Regions from separate parts of the Homo sapiens genome. Here region 2 is linked to region 1. Evidence: chromatin loops called from intact Hi-C (ENCODE). Cell type or tissue: MCF 10A. All regions are shown on one strand. Links, peaks and the distances in the headings refer to the core of each region. The heading gives the core; the rest is flanking DNA. Region 1 overlaps TCF7L2 (transcription factor 7 like 2). Region 2 overlaps TCF7L2 (transcription factor 7 like 2).

Region 1 (11,727 bases), core at 3,465-5,964:
GAGAGGGCAGGCGTTGCCAACTTTTAACTCCTCACCTGCTAGTGCGTTCGCCAGCGAACAAACTGGGAATTCCCTTTGTCAAGAAAAAGATCAGAACGTGAACTGTACAGTTCCAGGGGAGGATCAATAACCGTCAGAGGGAAAAAGGGAGAAAAAGCAGGCACTTAATTCACTGCCCTTTCATCTCCACGGAAGAGCAAATTTCCTAGGTGACACGGCCCTCCCTTGCCTCCAAAGTCTGGTCCAACTAATAACGTGTGAAATATTTGTGTGATCTGCACCCTTTCTCACTAATACCTGCGACAATTACTACACGTATCCTCACTCACACCTAGACATAAGAGGGAAATTGGAAATTGAAGTTTCAAAAGTCACTGGAGAGATTAATCCACCTGGGCTGAGTTTACGCTGTTCCCTTAAATTAAGGAAATGTATAGGAAAGTGGCCGCGTTATCTACTGAGCACCCCAAGTGAAGGATAGGCAGATCTCCATGCAGACGCTGGACCTCAGAATACACTCTGTCCCAGCGAGGCACAGAGAACTGCTGTCATCCATAAGCTCTTTGCAAAATGACCAAAAAAACACAGGTCTCCACTTCACCAACGGGGGACCATGCCAGCTGGCAACCAGCCTTGGGAAACCCTGTCCCCCAAGGGTCACTGAAAGAAGCCATGAGGTCAAGAGCTTGATTTTTGTCGGGGGGGTGAGGGGTGGTGCAGGTAGGGGCCACAAGGTTGGAGGCTTAAATATTTGAATAACAGATTCAAAGGGAGGAGGGTAAACGCACACATCAAGTTTGATCGTGGATTCCCAAGACCTCTTGTATCTGTGAGATAACCAAGGAGCTTACTATCCACCAGCCCTGAAGTCCTCAGGCCTCCCAGATAAAAAATGCAAGATTTTGCCTAGATGTGATAGGGTTCTGAGGCAGCCAGGACTCCACATGGGTGGCTACTAGGTCATCGTCACACAGCAGCCAGCCACAGCTGCCTCGCACTCAGCCACAACAGGCGATCCAGCCATTCTGGGCGGCGTCTTCTCCTTGGGGACACAGCGCCTCTTTCCAACAACACTGTTCCCTATGTATTTTGGGCATTCCATGATCACACAGCGTACCAATTTACACTTCCGCATCTAGAAACACAGTCTTCTGGGAAAAACCTGCTCTTTTCGGTATGGCTGGGGAGTTGTGCTCTAGCTTGTAATTTGGGTTAAGGAAGTGACTTCCTGACTGACAGGAAGCAGAAGCCGAAGCTGACTTTAGCTGCCTGCAAACCCCTCGCTTGGAGAGAAAGCCTGAAGTTCTCCAAGAGAAGAAAGCTACTTATCAGGGAATCTTCCAAGAACAGAAACCTCTCCCCTGACCCCCCCATTTATTAAAACAAGTTTATCTAACAAACAACTCGAGTGCATTCGGTCCTGAAGAAGTAAGCTCAGTCACTGCTTTTGTAACAACACAGTCCTTTTAAGGCTTCTAAGGACATAATTACCAGTTGAGTTTTGAACTTTGCCCAGATAAAGGCCAATACACCAGGCTTTGCTGTTTGTTTCTCGAATCAAGTAAATTCAAGTGTGAACAGAATTCTGGATCTCCTCTGTGCCTGCAATTCCTTCTCTCAGACATAGTTACTTGCTGCCCCCCTTTATCACTAAATGCATTTTTATGGAGAGCCAAATACATTTTGTTTTTTAAAATTCCAACCACTTGATTTTTGTTCTATCTGAGCATTCTGAAGAACAAACACTAACAGGGTATCCGCTGAACAGCTAAGATGTAAATGTTATCAGAAATCACACTTCCTTTCCTAAAGCCCACTGTCATATCCACCGGGGGCGGATAATCTACATGCCAGCAAGCTTTAAAAACTGACAATATGCAAGGCTAACATTCAAATTTAAAAAGAAACACCCTGCTGTTCCTTCACACACACACACCCCAAAAATGGTATGCAGAAATATGGAAGTGAATGGCAGATAATTAAGGAGAAAACAATCTGCTCTTTTCCTATCTCTTACTGACATGTTTAATAGTTTCTAAATAAAAAATGTGATTTTCTGTCTTTTTTCTCCCCTTCTCCAAGCAATTTCCGAGCCAGCTTTGGGCAGTAAACAGTTAATATTCCACTCTCCCTGCTGCCTTGAAAACCAAAGGAACAATTGAGACATTGTCCAGTGAACAAGACTCCCAGGGACTGACATTTTTGTTTATGTCCCAGTTCTCAGACTGTCAATTTCCACTAGGCACGTTAAAGCCTGACCCGCGCACCAACACAGTCCACCGTGAGCTGAAAGGGCTCCGCTTCATTTATTTTATTAAAGCTTCGGTGTCTGTTTTTGATTCAAACTCCAAACCTCCCCAACCCCCGCCTTTTCCCCAGAAAGTTGCCTCCTAACTCTGAGACTGTGTTGCAATTCCTTCTTGGAACACTTTGCCAAGAAAAGTAACAAAATATTTTTGAATACCAATGTTTGCATGGTTTTGCCAAAAAGGGTGGGGGGTGGGAGGAGGACCTGAACAAGTGGTCCAGCCTTGAAAGCCGCATGTTTTTATGGAGTTTTGAAAATATTCCTCTGAAATGATATGCAAGCCGGTACCTACGGTGACCTAACAGTCCAAACTCTGGCACTCCGAAAACATTTAAAAGTCCTCCAATGCATCCGAAAAAACCCAAACTTCAGGTTCAAAAACAAAAAGTGTACATCAATATTTTCCTCCCAACCGATGCCACTGCCTGACAAATTGTCTGAGTTATGGCCCTAAAGCTTCCCCTCCCCACACCACTTTCCTACTCTTTTTATCCCCCACTCCCACCTTTTGGGGCATGGGGGGCGGTTGCATTAGTGATTTCGCAGGTTTGGGGTCTTGCTCCTGACACTTTATCTCCATGAAAAGCATACACAGCAGTGAGCACCGTTTCCTGTTTGCAGAGCGGGCATTAACTAAATCACACCCTATGCAGCAGCTACGGAATGCAAGAGCATATGGCATTGTGCAAGGATTTACCGAGGAATAAAAGCAGCAACGCTGGCCTGCTGCTTACTATCAAACCCTGTCACTCTGTGCTTGCGGGTCTCTCTATTTCCCACTGGCCCAAGCCCATCTCTCCATATTAACGTACAGCGCACACACACGCACACACACACACACAGCTCACGACCCAAAACCTGGAACTTTTACAAGGAACAAGACACAGGAAAGCCACATGGATCCAACCCCCCTCAGACCCCTTATTGCTCAGATTGGAGACACAACCCCTCCTTCTCACAAACTGACCAGGAAGCAAAAGGAAGGGGCTGGGGCTATGAGCTGCCCGGAGGATCACAGTGTGGAGTCCATGTTGCCCTCGGGGACCTGACACCAAAACCCGGTATAAAACCACATTTTCCAACGAACCATCTATACCTTTCTTTTCCCTCTCACCCACTCCAAAAACAGCATTTGGCCATCTTCCCATTGCAGACTCTTTGTTTAGAATTGAGGATTCCCCACCCCCTCTTCATCTCTACTCTAAAGGGCCTCTTCAGACCCATTCAGAGCCTGCTCAGGCTGCCCAAGCTGGGGCATCAGACACTGAAATAAATGGTGATACTTTCATGGCATATTTGAATGTAACAAGCCATTCTCTCCCGAAAGGAAGCCCTGTTGGGCAGTCACAAGTTGTTACTGAACCAAGGTTGAAAGACAGAATCCCTAGGGGCCAAAGGTAAGATTGTAACATTTATAGCCACCACCTTCTTCCCCCTTTAAAGGCCCTAATGAACCTACATAGGGCACACGCAAGACATTAACTTCTTCCTGCCAGAAGCTTCTATTTGCTCGATGAGGGTCCTTCTAGGCAAGCACCACAGCTCCAACACCTCCCACTGTTCACATCTTAGTTTGGTTCTTCCTGACCCTCCATCTCAAACAGCCCCCAGCCTGGTCCCTCTCTGTCCCACTGTCCTGCTCTTTCTCTGACATGGCTCCTGTCACTATGTGAAATTACCTTGCCCATTTTCAGCCGACAGAGAGCACAGAAAATAAGACCTTAGCTATGAACTGAATGACCACTGAAAAGGTCTGGCTTTCCACCTGAGAAAAGCCACCTCCCTTCCCTCTGAGCCTCAGTCTCTTCATCCGTAAAATGGAATACTAATACTTAGCCCCCAAAGATCATAAGGATTAACGTAATGTATCTGGAATGTGGCACATCCTGTTAAGTAGCCAACAGATTTATTTCTATTTTATTAGTTATTAATGTATTTAAAATGTTTTCCCCTGTTACTTATTTACTGGTTTTCATCTCTATGCCTTCCTCCCTATACCCTGACCCCCAACAGAAGTCCCATGAGAGCAAGAATATTTTCTTGCCCACTGGTATATTATTGCCTGGGGCCAGGCTCGGTGACTCACGCCTATAATCCCACCACTTCGGGAGGCCGAGAAGGGCAGATCACCTGAGGTCAGGAGTTCGAGACCAGCCTGGCCAACATGATGAAACCCCATCTTTACTAAAAATACAAAAAGTTAGCTGGGCCTGGTGGTGCACACCTGTAATCCGAGCTCTTCTGGAGACTGAGGCAGGAGAATCGCTGGAACCCAGGAGGCTGAAGTTGCAGAAGTATATATTCCCAGCCTGTCTTGTCTCCCCATGGGTAATCACCAAGTATGTGTTTACAGGGTAGGAGAGACAAGAGGAAGGGAGAGAAACCAAGCCAAATGTCTGGCTTCTCAGTTTGGGCAACCAGTGATCACTGTAATGATCATCACCTACTCACAGCAACTTTCCTCAAGTGACATAAAGGGATAAGAACAAATAAAAAGATCTTCATTTGTTATAAGTGGTTTGTGGTCTTCTGACATACACAGAGCAGATAGCATTTCAGTACTGGCCTCCTATTTCTGCACGCTTCCTGGAAAACGCAGAGTCTGGGAGATGTTTGGATGAGACCGCTCTGTAGAGGCCCAAGGCAGGAACTGTGCCCCAGGAAACCGCCCTCAGCTACCCACCAGGCAGCCTCTCCCAGCCTGCCCATCTGAGGCGATGACGCTTTTCCAAGTGGCAAATGAATCATGTCAGACCAAAAGCCATTTTAAAAGTACACTTTGTAAAAAACCCATGCTACAGCACATTTCATTTATTAATTATGCTATGGATTAGGGATCAAAGTGGTAGAAATCTCAGTGTACTCGAAATAAATGGCTTTTGTGGTTACCTAAATCCTCAGAGTCCCCTGGAATGTAATTCCTTAGGCAAAAACAGCTTCCCAGACTTCTTGCCCCCTCTCCCCAATAATATGGGGGAGGGTGATTACTCAGCATCAGACTTGCATGATGCAATTATTTGGGCTTTTAACGTTTCAGTTACATGAAATATGGAATTCTTCCTTTTGAACCGCCCTCCTGGAGACGGGTTTTTTGTTTCTATTATTGAGTCTCAAGCTCTTCCCCTTCTTTCTGTCCTCTACCCTCACTGCCCCACTTCCAATTAGATTCAAATTTAAAATAACATATAAAGATTTTGGGATTCAAACAAATCCCAAGTAATTCGCAAGAAGGCAATGAGGCGCGGTATTCAGCAACGAGCTTTGTGGTCAGAAAGGTCTGGATTTGAATCTTGGCTCTGCCACTTACTTCATAAATTATCTAACTGCTTTAAGCTCTGGTTTTCTTATCTCTAAAATGGGGATAAAATTGCTTCAAGGAGCCTGTTGCAAAGACTGATGAGATAAAATATAGAAAGCTTCTGTCCCAGAGTCAGGAGCCCAGGATCTCGGCTGTATGTGACCAAGAATTATTTATTGCCCTAGCACTTTCAAGTTTTCCAGATATAGGTCCAGTCCACAATTTTTGTATCTTGTTCTAAGTGAGTTGCTTAAAATCATATTTAAAGCCTAGTTTACAAATCAACCCCTTGCTTAGATTCCTACCAAAAAAACCTAATTTCCTTCAATGTGACTGTTAGAGAGCAGATGTCCACTCAAAATCAGAATTCCTGCACCAACTATCTGCAGAATTCGGAGCTACTTAGAGTGGGTACAAAATAAAAGCACAGAGGAAAATACAGATGAATTTGAGGGCATTAAAATTTAAAACTTCTTTCTTTCAAAACCCATCCAAAGCTAGGCACAGTGATGTGCACCTGTGGTCCCACCTATTCAGGAGGCTGGGGCAGGAGGACCTCTTGGTACCAGGAGGTGGAGGCTGTAACATACTATGCTCTTTCCTGTGAATAGCCACTGCAATCCAGCCTGGGCAATGCAGTGAGACTCCATCTCTAAAATAAAAGGTAAAAATGAAAACCCATCTAAAGCAATATTTTAAAACATCACAGCCTAGAAAAAGTATTTCCAACACATATAATCAAGTTTTCAACTTATATAAAGAGTTCCTATAAATCAATAACAGAAAACTATCTGATTCTTTAAAATGAAGAAGGCATTAAACCAGGCAAGCCACAGAGGAGAAAATAAACATATGACCAGATGTTCAACCTCAGGAGTCATCAAATAAAGGCAAATTAGGTAAGATGCCGTTGCATACCCAGCAAATTGGCAAAAATTTTAAGTCCAACAGGATCAAGCATTGGTGTGATTATGAGGAAAGAGTTTATATGCTGGTGATGGAAATACTCATTGATCCAATCAACTCATCCAGTTGTTCTGGAGAGCTTGACAATAGCATGTGAATTAAAATTAAAACCAGCAAACCAATGCCCTACCAATTCCTCTACTTTGGTATGAATCCTAGAGAAACTCATATATAGGTACCTACATACACTTGCCCAAAGGATGGTTATTACAGCAGAATCTGTAATCTTAAAAAACTGTAAGCAACCTAATTAACCATCAATACAGAAATAGAAAGCTGTAGTATATGCATACAATAAATACTACAGAGCAGTTAAAAAGAATGAGCTAAATTTCAATGTACAATGTTGAAAAAATTCAAATGTAATGTTGAATAAGAAAAGCATGCTGCAAAATAAAAATTTAAAAATAAAGAAAAAAATAAAAATAAAAGAAAACATGCTGCAGAATGTTATGTGGAATGTGAAGCCACTTATGTCAAAGTTAAAAACTACTAAGATTATTTATAATACATACGTTAATATAAATAGATGTCGAAAAGTATAAAAACCTGAACTCGGTTTTCATATTAATAACAGCCTGGGAGGGAAGATCATGGGCTAGGAGGGTGAAAAGATTAGTAATTGTTATTTTAGGTGGCAGGTACATGAATGTGTTTGTTATCCTTTGTACCTTTCTGTATTTTTTTGTTGTTGTTGTTTTAATTTTAAAAAAAGCTAGAAAGCAATCAATCTCTCCTGTCCTGGAGAACAGACAGAACAATCAGACACAGCCACTAAAAACAGGGAAGCCCACCTCTAACTTCTCTCCCCAAAGCTTGTCAGTGTGACAAACTTTGAGATAGACACCCTAAGGGGAACTGCCAAACATCATGGAAAACCCCAATACTCAAAGATCCAAATTTATACAAAAGATAGATTAGGGAGTGACTACACATAGCATTAAATGGTTGGTGATTTGAGAGAAATGCAAAAACCTTCCATCCATTGTAACTTACCAGAAAGATTTGTGATTTACCCACAAGTTTGCAGACACACATGGTATAAAAGGAGGTATAATTTAGGATGAATAGAAGGCTCATTGTGATGCAAATCTCCCTTTTTTGGTTCCTTTCTTTTGCCATGAGTTCATACCTTTTCCTCCTGGGAACCCACAAAGCCTCACTTCCTCAACAGGAACTAACAGCATCACAAAAGAATGACAGGCCTCCAGGTTCCCTGGTGTAGCCTGACCGGCACCAGCCTAGTCTGGTGTCCGGAAACCTGCCTCTCCCCGCCTGTATGTGTGCCTGATTAAGGCAGCATAACACTGAAGGGTGAGAGTCCTGGCTCCGATGTGAGACTCCTTGGGTTCAACTTCCAGCTTGCCGCCTCCCAGCTGTGTGACCTTGAGTACGTCATCCTCCCCTCAAGCCTCAGTTTCCTCATCTGCCAAATCGGGATAATAACAATAGCTCATTCATAAGGGCGTTGTGAGGATTAAACCTGACAACTTCATAAATTACTTAGAAAAGGCCTGGAGCTAGTGAGTGCTCAGTGAACATCCAGTATTACCATGATCGTGTACTTCTCTCTCCATTTCTCAAGGCATCAGTTCTGTAACGATCAAAATGAGGCTTTTATGTCACTAGACCTCTAAGTTTTCTTTCAACATGTGAATTCTGGGATTAAGTCTAATATTGAAAAGAAAAATCAGGAACAGGGGAGCTAGCATCAGGCAGAACCAAAGCTCCGGTCTATCATTTGCAGACTTTGTAGTAACTGAGGCTCCAGGACAGTGCATGACAAAAAGCTCCCAAAGCCTCATCCCTCAGCTTCTGTTCTGACCTCTGGTATCACACGCCTGCGCCCAGCAGGATCCCGACAATCCACACCCTTGCTACATATCCAGCAGGTTCTACTTTGCCAACTGAAAACTTCTGGAGGAAACTCACATAGGCATCCAGACACCACAGCACTTAGCCAAGCCCAACCCTGCTGGCCTCCGTATGCGGTGCTGGCCACCCCTAGAGTCTCAGCCCATTTCCCCCAAGCCAATGGCCCGCCCTCCCGCTCCTTGACAAATGTCCTCTCTACCCACTCACTTATTCCACACAGACGTCCAAACACGCACTAGCTCACCGTATGTCCTTACTGCCTCTCAATGGGTTACATTTTTCAAATTATGTTCCAAAACTTAACCATGAGATCGTTGGCATGAGAGCTGTGCCTGTGTCCCACGCCAGGCTTGAACTCACAGTGTAGCAGATGAATCAGGAAGAAGGCATCATGGGTTTGCACCAAAAAAAGAATCAGATAAAGAAGTTCGTTTGTATCTTTTTAAAAAGAACAAAGAACCCCTCTTCTTCCAAATTAAAAGTTTAGATAACATTGAAGTTATCACCCTCTTAGAAATATCTTGATTTTTGTATCATGCAATGTCTAATAGAAAGGTGGGAGGAAAAGAGAACTGTAGAGTTCACTGCTGAAGTCCAGTTTGAGTAACTCTCAGAAATACGACTAGATCCGCTGCAATCATTCACAGGTAGAATGCATAAAAATGAATCCGCAGTTCAAGCTTGGTCCATGTGTCATGTCCTCAAGATACATGGGTCATGGAGAGCAAAGAGACATCCCAGCCATGGGAGGAACAAAGTGGGATACATCAGGCCAGCTGAGCCACAGTCCAGCTCCTGAGCCTACGTCCTTTTCCTTGGGTACATCCTCATTCTGGGTTCGGATGAAAAATGTTCCTTTCTCCCATAATTTCATTTGGAACAAGTTTTTAAATGGTGAGTCAGAGAACTTTTGTTCACCAGGACATCTAAATGGACATTTGACAGGGCTCCGATAGATCCAGTAGGGGGCTCAATTTCTGACACTTTCCCAAAAGCTTGACTGCCTAAAACAGCAATGACAGCTGTGACACCTCTACAGCCTCTTACTCTCTCCTCTTTCAGCCTTGGCAGAAATTAATCCATCAATGCATCCTTCCCCTGGAGGCCCTGACACATACAGCCTCAGAATCTCTCTCAACACACTGCTCCCACAGACGCCACCCAGCCTGCAGGTCCAAGTACAAACCCTGCACTCGGCTCAGAGTCCTTGGATCAACACTGTAGCCTTTCGGGGCTGCAGGATCTTCTCACAATTTCTATGTGTCTTAAAGGAAAACGTACAGAACCTTCATCAAATAATGAAGTTGTAATAATCAGTCAAACAGAAATAAACAACTGTATGCTCAGCTTGCCACCAATTTTCCATGATTTAAAAAATAATGCTTCTAGTAATACAAGTAAGTGTTAGTAAGTAGAGGAGACTACACGATACAGGTTAAAGCGACACCTCCTTATTTATCTTATTACATTATTGTGACATTTTTCAACTAAAAGGGCAGTATTTCATACTATTAATTATCTAAGGATTCTTCAGTTGTCCCAAGGAGCAAAAATAAGAGAGATTTAGGGCAAAGAAGAGTATGTTAAACAGAAGCCAGAAAAGAAAACTCTGAGATACCAAAAATATGAAAATAAGAATTTCACAAAAATATCTAAAGTTCATTTTCAGAATTCCCCAGAACCACAGGACAGAATCATGGAAACTCCTTCTTTCATACCAGCCTCTCTTTAGAAATCATTTGTGGGGGATGATTGTGTATAATAAGTCTCCTTAAAACAGTCCTCAGACGACCACAAACCAACCTGTTCTTAAAGAAAGCATGCGTGCTCTGCTCTTGCAAGGCTCTATCTAAATAGCGATAGAAGAATCAGTTCATGTTCTAGCATTTTTAATTCAAAAGCATTAAAAATCCAAAAGAAAAAGCATGTCATTTTTTATTATAAACATAAAACTTGGCAAACTATTAGTTAGAATTCCTTTGGTTGTAAGGGACAGAAGACTATCTCCAACTTCATTCCTTACCAAATAGCCCAGGATTAGAACTGGCTACACAGAACTCCATGGTGCCATACAGGCATTTCCGCCTCACCCATTTTACCCTTCTACAAATGAGGGTCCTCCATTGAGTCGGGGTGTGTGCATATGTATGTGTCTGTGTGTGTGTGTGTGTGTGTGTGTGTGTGTGTGTGTGTGGTGTGTATGCACATGTATGAAGGCAATTGCAAAGAGCCAGATTTAGATCCTCTCTGCGTGGAAAAGACTCATAATAAATATCACATATCTGCCCCTTGCCTAATCACATGTGCAACAGAACCGAGTGGAACAAGGGAAGTGTAGTTCACCACAACAAAAAGAGTGAGGGTGGAGATAGGAAATGCCATTATCAGAAAAAAAAAAATGTGTAGAGACAGATGTCAGCTTCAGAACCTTACTCCATTTTGAATGTTTGATTTCTTATGCTGGGAGTTCAGCACCTGGGTGTTATTCTCAATACCTGAAAACAACTTCATAATTTAAGAAAAAAGCATAATAATGGCCAACTCAGTGCTTTTCAGAAGTGGGATGGGAAGGGGCTCAAGGAAGACTGTGGGAAAGATGCTTGGCCATATACTAAAAATGGAGATGGCCTCTGTCAGTCAAACTCACTTATTCAGCCTTTGACAATGTCTTGCCTTGGTCACTGTAATTCTGAGTCTCAGACATTCCTTCATTTATGAGCTTTGGCTGAAGGGGGCTGCTACCTCTTTCCAAAAAAACAATTTTTTTTTCCTGAGTTCCAACTGAATACTCCCAAAAGTTTCACCAGAAGCCCTCTGCCCAGCCATGTTCCCCTTCGCTTACAAGACACTGTTTTGGGACTTTATTTTCTACCTCCACCCATCAAGGTTGGCGTCTCCTTTCAATCTGAAAGGGCTAGGGGGAAACACTTCTCTTAGTGTGTTCTTGAGTTGGGTCTAACTTTCCAGGAAGAGTCAGAGGTATGGCTCAAAAACAGGTCTTGATAACACCCCCACCTCTGGGACAATGGGATGGCTCAGTCCCCAAGGCTGTACCGCTCTCAGCTTTCTTTCCTTCTTCAGCCTTTTCAAATGCTTGCTGTTTTTTTCACCCCAGCACCTGAGCAACACAGACGGTGTCCTTGTGAGAGAAACAAGCAGCTTGTGCCCTCAGAGCAGGAAGACAAAGAGTAAAGCCTTTATCCCACTGTTTGGACACACAGTGACTCCATCTCATTGAAGCCTAGGTGATGCACTTAATCACGGTCCAGGATCCACCAGC
Region 2 (11,727 bases), core at 3,860-6,359, 55 kb before region 1:
GACTGTTAGAGAATGAACTGATGTCCCCTAAGTTATTTGTTTCCCCCTGAAGACAAGCAAAGGCGTTCTTTCAAAGCAGTTAAATCGTAGATTTGATGTACAGCCAACCTCAACTTTCTAAAACCTAAAATCTGAAACTTATCATTCCCATTAAATAATGCCCCGACAGGAATGTTTTAAATATTGTTTCAAATGGGTTCTCTCTGCTTGTGATTTGACTGCAATGAACATGTTGTACATCTATGATTTCAGTGTTAAAATTCAAACCACACTCATACTGCGTTTTCCTTCAAAACCAATAATCAACAATTTATGGACAAGAAAGCTAAAATGGATCAACTTTACACTTGCATTTGAGAAGATTAATGATTTTCTTTCAAGAAAGCAGTGTGTTAGGAACATTAGCTTTCAACATTTATTTTTGTATGTAATAAAAAATATTAAAATGTATGATTTAAAATCTATTTACCTAGATTATCTATGGATCTATTTTATAAGGAAAGACTATTTAACCCTTTTTAAAAAATAGGCCCAAATGTGTAGGATGCACTTGGGGCGGGCGGGGGGGAAGCAGCAAAAAAAGAAATGTTTCAATTTACAGTAACTACCTTGTAATCTTATAAACAACGATTTCACAAATAAGCAAAGGATCCCCAGGCTTAATCTGTACTTTCATTTCTATTTTATTTACATAGACTCCTACTTGATATTTAACATATAATGTTTATTTTTCTGTTTTCAAATATGCTTTTAACAGAGACTACATATTTTAAGATACTGGCAATGTTTGCACTATTACACTACAAGGGAAAATATTAATTAGGTCTAATTTAGATTATAAGTGATAAAATATAACTAATTCAAATTCAGAGGGAACAAAGTCCTATTGTGCTTTTAGGAATTGTATGCAATAACACCACAATACTTGAGAGTATCAAATCTATGATTTTCAAACACAAGTTCAAACTGGCAAATATAAGAACATATTTATAACCTACAAAAGGGGAAGGGGAAGGGAAAAGAGGGAGAAAATGATAAATTTAATTTTTCATCAGATTATCATGATAAACTATACATAACCAATCCAGTTTTTCTGCTCCTAAGACAAACATTTCTGCATTGTTGTCAGCTACATACATCTACCTTTTCTTAGAAAGCCTACCATAGTCAAATAGGCTCATTCACACATTGAGTAAAATAGGATTGAAGTTCCTCAAATCATTCCATAATATTAGAAGACAGGTAAGGAGCTATATCGATACACATCTTCATATTGTTTGAGGTTTCTATTTTTAACTTTATGAAATCAAATATGACGTGACAGCAGCCTGTTTAAGGGGGAAGGGTGCTAAGGAATTAGAGGAGGCAAGCAGAGACACACGCACACACATTCACAAAACTGACCACAGGTTGTGGACGGGATGGTCGGTAGTTGTGGTTTTTAAAACCGCGCGCTGTCCTTGAAATGGAGGCCGCACACAGCTCCATTAGATACAGATCCAGTGCTCTTGATCTATTATTTACAAAGAAAAACCCTTCACTGCTTAAGTGCCCCTTCTACTTCAGCCTTCCATTTCAACAGCATCAAACAACTTGGTGGGGGGAAAAACACAAGACACAACAACTTGTGTTCATCACAACGTTCCGTGCAATTCAAAATTCTACTTGGATGGGAAAAAAAATTAGAATAACCTGAACACAGGATGTTGGCTAAATGACAAACAAATGAGAGGTTTGTCATTTTCTAACAAGCGATACAAGATTTGATCATCTTTCTGTAAGAGAAATTTCTATTTGAAAAGAAGGGAAAAAATTCAGGAAAACTCATTTTACCTCAAGGATGTGAAAAGAAATGTTTTCAAAATGTATATTTGGTATGAAATTCTTTAATTATCAAGTCTGCTCTTTAAGTCAAACTGCATTCGATCTAATTAGTAAGCTTAGATCTCACCTTCATGCTGAACTTTAAACTCTCTGAAGCCAATTAAAAACTATTTAAATGAATATTAAAAGGATTCCTGTGATCATTTCTGACATGACAGAAAACATGCTTTCCAGCAAAAAATAGGTTTACACAGCTTGCCTACATTTCACAAAACATTTGAGTTTTGCATTTAATCTGTGTATTACCCTTTTTCGATTCTGCCATCCAACGCTCTTCCTCAGCTGTTTTATCATCCCTGTTCAAGCATATCTGCTGCCAATACAGTTTTAACTGCAATTAGAACTGCTTTATTATTCAGTGCTCTTCAATTTTCAATAACTTAATTAAGATTTACTGGACGGTACCTATTTCCTACTTTCATTTCAATACGCTATTGAATTGGGCACACATGGAAATGTAGCAATAACAAGTTGGAATCTGGAAAAAAATTCTTAGCAATTTTCAATCTGATAAGCCAAAGCAAACTGAGACTACAGTAAAACACATACTCTTTCTCTCTCAGTCTAGGCCTTGAAATCGCTTTTTGAGAATTAATAAATTATTCTGTTTGCTTAGGAAATTAAGTGCTCCCGTGCAAAGCCATTACAATTAACACTACTAAATGTGTTAGGTTACACTAAAGAAATCCTCACAGTATAATTATATCAATGAGTCAGTTAACTCACATATATTAATTCAATTTATCTTCATTTTGAACCATGTGGACTGATAGATTGTCATCATTAGAAATGACAAAACTCCACGCTGGAGGAAAATACAGACCTGCTAATGCCCTGACTTCTCCTTAAGCCCACACACCATTGACTCCACTAAGGGCGCCTCCAAGATATCAAGGGATGTATTCTCTGCTAAGGACCAAAAAGTCAGAGCTTCTGATCGAGATGCAAAAAAATATCAGTTGGACTCTCCAGAACCTACAAACCGGTATCAATAAAGAAAATTCCAACACAGAAATCTCAGTGCTAATAAGTTCTTAAGACAAAGACCATTATATATTTAGTACTAAAGGAATATTCATCCAATATTCCTTGGGAAAATGCTACAAAATAAATGCCATTTTCCCCAACCATGCAACCTACTGATAAGCATTTCTGATTAAAAAGGAACTACAGTGCCAGAGCAAACATATTAACCAAGAGAGCTCAGCTGGGGATATTGTCAGTAAATAAGATGTTACCAGGCAAAGCAATTCCAGGATTGTTCACAGGGATTTCCTTCTGAAAACTCACAGGATTAGAGGGGGCCTTATTAAGATTTTAACAATCATGAGACTATGATTTGACCTGTAACAACTGATAGTCCAACGAAACCCATCATGATGGTCATCCTGGGTTTTGAAAAGTGGAATCACAGTGGGAAATTCAAGGCTAAGTGACTGGCTTTGCATTTGATTCTTAAAAGGCTGATTTTTATATTTAACATCTTAAAACATCTGACCCAAATATTCTTATTCCCCTCTCTCTTAAAAAAAGGTCCTTGGAAAACTAACATGGAAATCCTTGGGTTTATGATGCCCCAAACGTCATTATTTATCTCTAATGGGAAACAAATTAGATGGTGAGGAGCCCAGGAAAACTAATTTAATTTCTTTAAATGCTGCAGAAATAAGAGAAACCACACAGTTCTTTGGGGCTTGGAGAACTGGAAGCCATCAAGACTAACAAGGACAAAGGGTCACAAATTCTAAAGGGGGTGAACACTGTTCTAAGAAATGCCTCACATCTCCTTCTAGGTGAAGGTGCGAGCAACACAGAACCCCCCTTTCAAGAGAAGTCATCAACCTGGCCAGTGTGTCCAGCCCAGGCAGCTCATCCTATGAGGATGTCCTATGCCCTGTGATTCATGTCTAAATAGCCACTGACCAGTTTGTTAATCAAGCACTGGTGGGGAGGTGCGGGGGAAGAATTAAGTAAGGACATCAAGTTGCTTTGGTAAGTTATAAGTTGTTGATGTAGTCAAAATGACAATATTTCCAATTCACCTGCTTACGGGTGTTTGTGCTCTTATTAGCGATCGGGACTATTACTGGGCTGCTCCTGTACTGAAGTGCAGGGAGAGAGGCTGAAGAAACTGCAAGCTGTCAGGATTTCACCGACTTGACAAGGCAGACCGGGTTGGCCAGTGTTTGGGTTTTTGGTTATAGAACCCAAAAACTCCTGTCACTCATGAGGTCCCTAATTAACTACTGCTACTACATCAATATGACAAAAATAAGGGAATTTGCTTTTCAGATAACGGTGACTCTCTGCTACAACCAAGAGTTAATATTAACAAATGAATTGGAAGCAGAGGAGAAGAAGCCATTTTATAAACCGCAATGACAAATAGAAACCCACCAGAAAAGCATAATCAGGGAAAAGCCTTCTACCTTTTATTTTATTCTTTTTAAAAGGAGGAGGATCTGAATACACAGAAACACTGGCCAAACTCGCCTCCCATGATTGCCTCATAAGCTTAAAACACAATATTGCTTGCCTCTGGAGAAAGACAACATGCCTCCATAACATCAGAGAGAAGGTGACAGTACAGGACAGTACGATCCCATTCTGAAATTGCTTGGTTTTCATTAACAAATAAATGATGTTTTGGTGGACTTTGAACTTTTGCTGTTCACATGAAGTTTAGGAATGTTGGCAAGGAAAGGCACCCAAATCCAGTAAGTTGATTTAAACACTATTAAGTAAGCACGGGAAATTGCTGTGCCCTTTACAACACGTATGTGTTCTCAGAGAAATTAGGTGTGCACACACCCAAGCCCCAAGCTGCTACAGGGAATTATGAGACCAGGGGAGGAGATTTTAGGAAAGCAAGTCCTTCTGAGCCTTGCCAGTCGCTAGCCGGGTGGTGATTTCACCTCTGCCCCAAGATTGGTGCTGCATGCCAGGGAAGAGAAGTGTGCGTGTGCACGCATGTGTGCATGTGTGTGTGTGTGAACATGCCTGGCCCCTTCTGCTGACAGCACAGCCTCTACAGACAACACAGCCTCTACCTCTTTCCTAAGCTCCTTGTAAACATACCCAGAGGCTAACATACAATGGGCACATCCAGTGAATAATAAAGTAAAATTGAATTATGTCATGCCTCCACCATAGCAACGCCTATTGGCTCTCTCCTCTCTCCAGAAGAGCCCTGCCAATGTTCCTGCTGCCATGTGGAGCTGGGAGTATACTCCCATTAGGCACAGATGGAAAGCATGTCGCAATCACCTGCCCAAAGCAGACTGTGAAACTGGTTTCAAATGCAACCAGGCATCTTAGTACAGTCTGGACGGTGGTGTTATTTTTTTCAAAACCATCTTGTTTTTGTCTAGCATCTCCTCAAGGAAGTTTAGGCGTGACTATTTCTCATAATCTAAGTCTCACATGAAAACAGCCCCATTTTACAGACAGAAAAACAAACAAGCTCAGAGGATTTAGAAGAATTGATTTGAGATTAGCTGGTTAATAATTTTATTTATTTATTTATTTTATTTATTTAAAGAAAAGGTGTCACTCAGTTGCCCAGGCTGGAGTGCAGTGGCGTGATCACAGCTCATTACAGCCTCCACCTCCTGGACTCAGGTGATCCTCCCATCTCAGCCTCCCGAGTGGCTGAGGTGATGGGCACATGCCACCACGCCTGGCTAATTTTTGCATTTTCTGTAGAAATGAGGTTTCACCATGCTGCCCAGGCTGGTCTCAAACTCCTGGGCTCAAGTGATCCTCCTGCTTTGGCCTCTGAAAGGACTGAGATTACAGCCGTGAGCCACCGCACCCAGTTGGTTAGTAATTTCAGCAAATGAAAATGAGGAGGAGGAATTATTGCTGCTGTTTCCATAAACACAGTAGACTCTTCCTGGTATCCTTCCCTTAGGTGCACTTGGAGATTCATTCACTGATTCAATAAATACTGATTCAGTGCCTATTTCATGCCTGGCTCTGTTCTAGGCACTAGGGATAGATAGATATATCAGTGAATCAAAGTCCTGCCCTCAGGGAATTAATAATCTAGAGAGGGAGATAATTATTTACAACTGTCAAAAAGCTGACAGATACACCCCAGAGTACCTTGATGGTATAATTTCCTCAAAGTCAGTTAACCTCTAACAGAAACCAGTTCTATGACCATCCAGCCCAATGTTCAATTCACTTCAATTATTCTATGCCCCGGAAAATATAACTGAAAAGCTTGATTTATATGCTAGAGAAGAAGCACAAGTTTTTAATCACCACTTAGAAAAAAAAAAAAAAAGGAATCCCAAATGCTAAATTATGCTGTCAAATCATCTAAAGATGAACAGCTATTTGCACTGGAGGTCAGAGAACATTACAGACTTGGGGAATATGGTGTTAACAGTCAGATCCCCTTTTTTCATACCAATCTAAACTCAGAGCTGTTGGCTATTTTGTCTGACCCATACAATTGGCCAGATTAGTCTATGATTGGGACAGAAACATTACGGGCACTCAGGGATTGCTCATGAATACCAATTAATATTAATTTGGATTTCTTCTCTTTGACCCAGTACATAGCATAGGCTTTCTTGTACTTCCATACTTAATTTTAGGGCTTTATAAACTACAACAACTCAAACTACTGGCATGAACCCTTTTAACATTTTTAGCTCCTTTTCCAACTATAAATTAGGTAAAATATATAGATGTAGGGGTCAAAAGCCAGCAATTAGAATCGACATTGTCCTTCACTATAATTTTGGGGCAGCCAGGCTTGTGAGAAGAAGAGCTTCCTTTACCAAAGACATGTGTATACTACATGTTTATTGCTGTGTCTCACGTATAAATATATAGAACCAATTAAGGACTGGTTAAGTGCTGTTTGTTGCAGATATTTACATGTGAAAACACTGCTTCTGAAAAATCTTTTAGGAAAAAAATTCGTAAAAAAAAAAAAAAAAAAAAACCCCAGTAGACAATCTCAAACATTTCAAAGAAAATGTTAGAATTGGAAATTCTTTAAACAGTTTCTACAATTGACTTTTTTACAATTATTCAGACTGTGATGGCCTGATGAAAAAGTTATTAGAACCTAGTATAACAACTAAAAGTTCATTATTATCTACAAAGATAATATTTTTTAAAATGCATCTTTATTCAGGCATCAGGGAGGAAAAAAATTGATTTCTCTAACAGAAGAGCTTCCCAAATTCAGAGGAAGAAGTCAAGAATTATCATGCTTGTTTTAAACCAAAAATATAACTGACGTGTTTAACATTTTATAAACATGTTTCTTTAGAGGCTTCAACAGGTGTTTTCAAAATGTAAGCATAGCAAAGCTATTTTCTGTATGAAATGATGTTATAATCTTCAAACAAGTCACTTTTTAAAAGATCTATAAAATATTATACATTCTGATATAAGCCATGATTTAATTAGAATATTTAAGTTATCAAAGAGGCAGGTAAAACAGCAAAATGAACCATATGCACATTATGTTTCAAAAAACAACTGAGGCCATTGCATCTAAGCCTGTTGATTATAAAAGCTGTATGGGGCTTCACTTTCTAACTCTTGAACACCAGATGTCAGGATGCTTAACACATCCACCAGCCTTTCATAATATCTCACTTAAATCCCACACCCAGCCAGCACAGTGGCTCATGCCTGTAATCCCAGCAGTTTGGGAGGCTGGGGCAGGTGGTTGACCTGCGGTCAGGAGTTCGAGACCAGCCTAGCCAACGTGGAGAAACCCTGCTTCTACTAAAAACACAAAAATTAGCTGGGCGTGGTGGCAGGAGCCTGTAATCCCAGCTACTTGGGAGGCTGAGGCAAAAGAATTACTTGAACCCAGGAGGGGAGGTTGCTGTGAGCCTTGATTGCACCACTGCACTCCAGCCTGGGCGACAGAGCCAGAGCCTGTCCTGTCTCAAAAAAATAAATAAACAAATAAAAATTAAAAAATAAATCCCACACCCTTACTGGGACATTGATAGCACTATCCCTATTTTATAGATGGTAAAACTGAGACTCCAGGAATAAAATTGTTTCCCCAAGATAACACCGTAAGTGGCAGAATCAGGATTTGAGCTCAGGTCTTCTGACCCTAACTCCCTGCTCTTCCCAATCCCATGGCTAAATCCCCTTCAAGTCAACACTACATGGCAGGGGTTCATGATGGAAAATGCCAGTGCGGCAATTCTAAAGCTGGAAATACGCTCCTTTCTGATCAACACATTACGTTATGTGGCCCATGTGTGCACGCGCGTGTGTTTGTGTATACACACTGTCGGCAGGGATTGTAGTGGTTAAGGGGACAGTTGGCAGGTATGGTGGTACAATTAGTACAGATAAACCCTCAATAGCCTATCTGCCTTCTGATTTTTAAATAAACAAAGGCTGAATACTATAATTAAGATCAGAGTGCCTCTGAAAGACCATATGGCAAAACGAAAATTAAATGAAAAAGTCACCGGCAGGGAATGGGAGAATATGTTATTCCTAAAGTGGAAGAAGTGATTTTTGAACAAATGCTTTTTAACTCCGATGCCTGGAGGAAAACAGCAACCTCCCTGCAGAAATGACGGCCACGACCAGGGCAGGCAGTCCTGGGAAGAAATGGAGCGCCCTGGCCCTGCAGAGGCCGGAAAGGGAATACCACGTCCATACTGCAGGGGGCGCCCCGCGGTGCTGCCAGCCTAGGCTGACCTTGCCCAACCTCTCAGGCTAGGGGGTTCCTCAGGGATAATGCAAACCTAGAAAAGCAGTCAGTGCAGTGGTCGGCCACACTGATGCCTGGAGGTCCCTAGAGTCCTACTCCTTTTCTTAATACTGAGAAAACAATGGCATCTCTATGCCCACAATGGCTTCAGTGTGCACCCCTCCCCCCCACAATGGCCCCATTCAATCCCCCACCATGAGCGATTGCCCCAAGTTTAACGGCCTGTGTTAGGAGAGCACCGGACACAAAAGGAGGTGTTTCCAGGTTCAGTGAACACTTTACACCCATTCATCAGGGAAGGGACAAAAGCGATTCCCCACTTCACCTCAGGCGGAGCAGAGGCTGGGGGCTCTGTCATCCTCACCAAAATGCAACCTTTGCCTGGTGGGGTGGGGGGGTCCACATTGTGTTTAAGGATCACTGTGCAAACATGGTTCCTGATTATTCTACCTCCAGCTAAAAACATTTGCATAAAAACGGGATTCTTTTGTCCCCTAAGAAGAGCCAAGAGGAAGCTTGGTGGGGAAGTATGGGGGCAAAGGGGGCTGGAGGCTCTCAAAGGAAGACCAAGAAGGTCAGCCGACAGACCCTAAATTATACTTTGGAATCTTTATTAGGAAAATAGCCCACCTCTTTCCTTACATTCAGTTTTTACTAGGGTTCACTGCTATTTTTATTAAGGAACCTAATGTTTACTTTGTGTAATTGCTTTAATTACTAAGTGCCCCTGCCAGCAACGCTTGACCAATATAGGCTGCTTTAAGAAACACCATTATTTCACAGGACCCAAAAGCATTATTTCCCTAATTGCAAGTGATGTACCTTGATTTTTTTGTTGTTTTTTTTTTTTTTTTTTTTTTTTAGACGGAGTCTCGCTCGGTCGCCCAGGCTGGAGTGCACTGGTGCGATCTCGGCTCACTGCAAGCTCGCTGTAAGCTCCGCCTCCCGGGTTCACGCCATTCTCCTGCCTCAGCCTCCCAAGTAGCTGGGACTACAGGTACTCGCCACCACGCCCGGCTAATTTTTTGTATTTTTAGTGGAGACAGGGTTTCACTGTGTTAGCCAGGATGGTCTCGATTTCCTGACCTCGTGATCCACCCGCCTCGGCCTCCCAGAGTGCTGAGATTATAGGCATGAGCCACCACGCCCGGCCGCAACTTGATGTCTTGACCACAAATGTGTACATCAAGGCTTGGGTATCAGTCAACAGCCCCTGACTGTACTGGTTGGTCAGTAAGGCTTAACTTCTTTTGTGGGAGGGGAAGGGGGTGAGGGGAGGGACTACAGAGTTTATACAAAGTGCTAAGATTTGAAATAGCCCAAGTCATACCTCCCTCCTCAGAGAGCCACCCACCCACCCAGTACCCAGCCGAGCTGGATTAGTCATACTAAACATAGTCCATTCCCAACCAACCCTTCAAGCTTTGGCAGGCCAAGCTCTGCTGACATTCCAGGCCCAGTTTAACATTACATAATGAGAGTTTCACTCCCATGATGGGCTGCAAGTCAAAACAAACTTGCTGAACTCAACCCAGGGCACCGGCTTGTTTCCTGGTTACAGGACATGGGAGTGCTAAGGGCAGAAGACAGCTCTTCGCAAAAATTATAAAACCAGTGAACTCTTGCATCCATTCTGATCATGGTCAACTCAGTCAGGGTGGTCCTGAGTTCGAGAACTGGTGATCCACAACCTATATACTTTTCAAGTTTTCTCACATAGTGTTGGTGCCAAACTTGTTTTCAAAGGATCATTTTCATACATTTCTATGTTTGAGCTTTTAATGAAAGCCCAGAAAGCAACACTTTATAAAAAGATTCCCAAATACCAGTCCTCTGGGAAAGACTAGTTATTCATTCATCATTCAAAATACACACATAAATGGTAAGATCTGATTGTCTATGTATCGCTAAAGCACATTCACTGCTTGAAAAGTTTTCAGTGTTTTTTATGTATCAATTCCAGCTCACTGCTTTCTCGTTAACCTTTAGCAGAGATGATTATATTAATCCATCCTCATCACCATCACGAGCCTCCTGATCATCATATCAACACCCGGGGCATCCGAGAAAAATCAGGATTTCAAGTGGAAAATAAGTGAATTCATACTGAACACACTGAATTTCACACACTAATCCAGAAAGACCTTGAAATTAATGGCACTTAACAGGAATGGTTCACAAAATTAAACTCTCCCTTGAATCGGAGGTGGCCGAGGGGAAAGAGGAAAACCAAGAGATCTGGATTCTAGTCTTGATTCTCCCACTGTCTGGCTACACACGATTGCTTGATCTTACAGCAGTCTTCTTTCTCTGAGCCTCTGCTTCCTCACTGTTCAAGAGAGGATTTGAAGAGTGGTCAGGTTAGAGTTATCAGTCTGCTCTCACAATTCCAAGATTCTGTAACAGATTCTACAAACCCACCCACCCCAACCACAGTGAACACATTACTCTGGTTGGGGTCTGTTTGCATTAATATTCTCAGTGCACTCAGGTCCATTTCCCTGACCTGAGTTATTTTACTTTTCTTGTGTCAGAAGCCCAGGTTCAAGGGAGTACCTCAGAGCCCATTTGCACCTTACCTGTTAGGTAACATTCCACTTACTGCTATCTTCTTACTATCTCCTTACCCACAGGACAGTCCCAATTAATCTCCCTAAAGAATCTATTTTTTTGTTTTGTTTTGTTTTAATCCTGGAGACAACAAACTCTTCTTAATAAATCAGGATACTAATTACAAACATCAATTGCCAGAGCCCCAAGGGCCGTTTGCTCTATTCTAAACAGCTCCAGCTTATGGTGCTTTTAAGATTCTCTTGCTCTCTCCTCTTTCTAAACTGTAAGACCCTGGAATGCTCAGAGACTGTCGTCTGCCTGGAACCTGGACGGGATGCTTCTGGCAGACAGGATCTTCGTGATTCGAAGAAAGGCAGAGCAAAGACTTGATGTTGAATGAGCAAGAATTGGAAGTGTGGTGGGAAACCCCACTAGACAGGTGAGGTGCGGGGCACCTCCCTGGTCACCAGGCAGAACTAAAGAGTGAAAAAGGAGAGAAATGGGCCTGGGAGCATCTAGACTGCAGTCAGAACAATAGCCACGGTAACTCCCAGAACTTCGAAAGTGGACCTGCC

Evidence for each region. Hi-C counts contacts between places; a loop is a spot of excess contacts. Peaks named below come from ENCODE experiments on the same cell type or tissue, not always from the same donor. Only the 100,000 strongest peaks of a DNase experiment are listed, where the experiment ranks them.
Region 2: a loop joins it to region 1, with 2.5 times the contacts of the local background. A loop is called at or near these places in 10 of 110 quality-filtered maps.

The regions. Positions count from the first base shown.
Region 1 is chr10:113,050,118-113,061,844 of GRCh38, reverse strand. All of the region lies in intron 5 of TCF7L2 (transcription factor 7 like 2), which reads right to left. Among named protein-coding and RNA genes, the nearest start is that of SNORA87, 11 kb to the right of the region's middle. RefSeq lists enhancers at 3,074-3,702, 4,494-4,993, 6,921-7,899, 7,900-8,878 and a silencer at 7,641-7,935. In MCF 10A, for the core only: no CTCF peak of the experiment used is centred there; DNase peaks (open chromatin) are centred at 5,004 and 5,284.
Region 2 is chr10:113,105,487-113,117,213 of GRCh38, reverse strand. The region is part of intron 5 of TCF7L2 (transcription factor 7 like 2); the gene reads right to left. Among named protein-coding and RNA genes, the nearest start is that of SNORA87, 66 kb to the right of the region's middle. In MCF 10A, for the core only: no CTCF peak of the experiment used is centred there; a DNase peak (open chromatin) is centred at 5,113.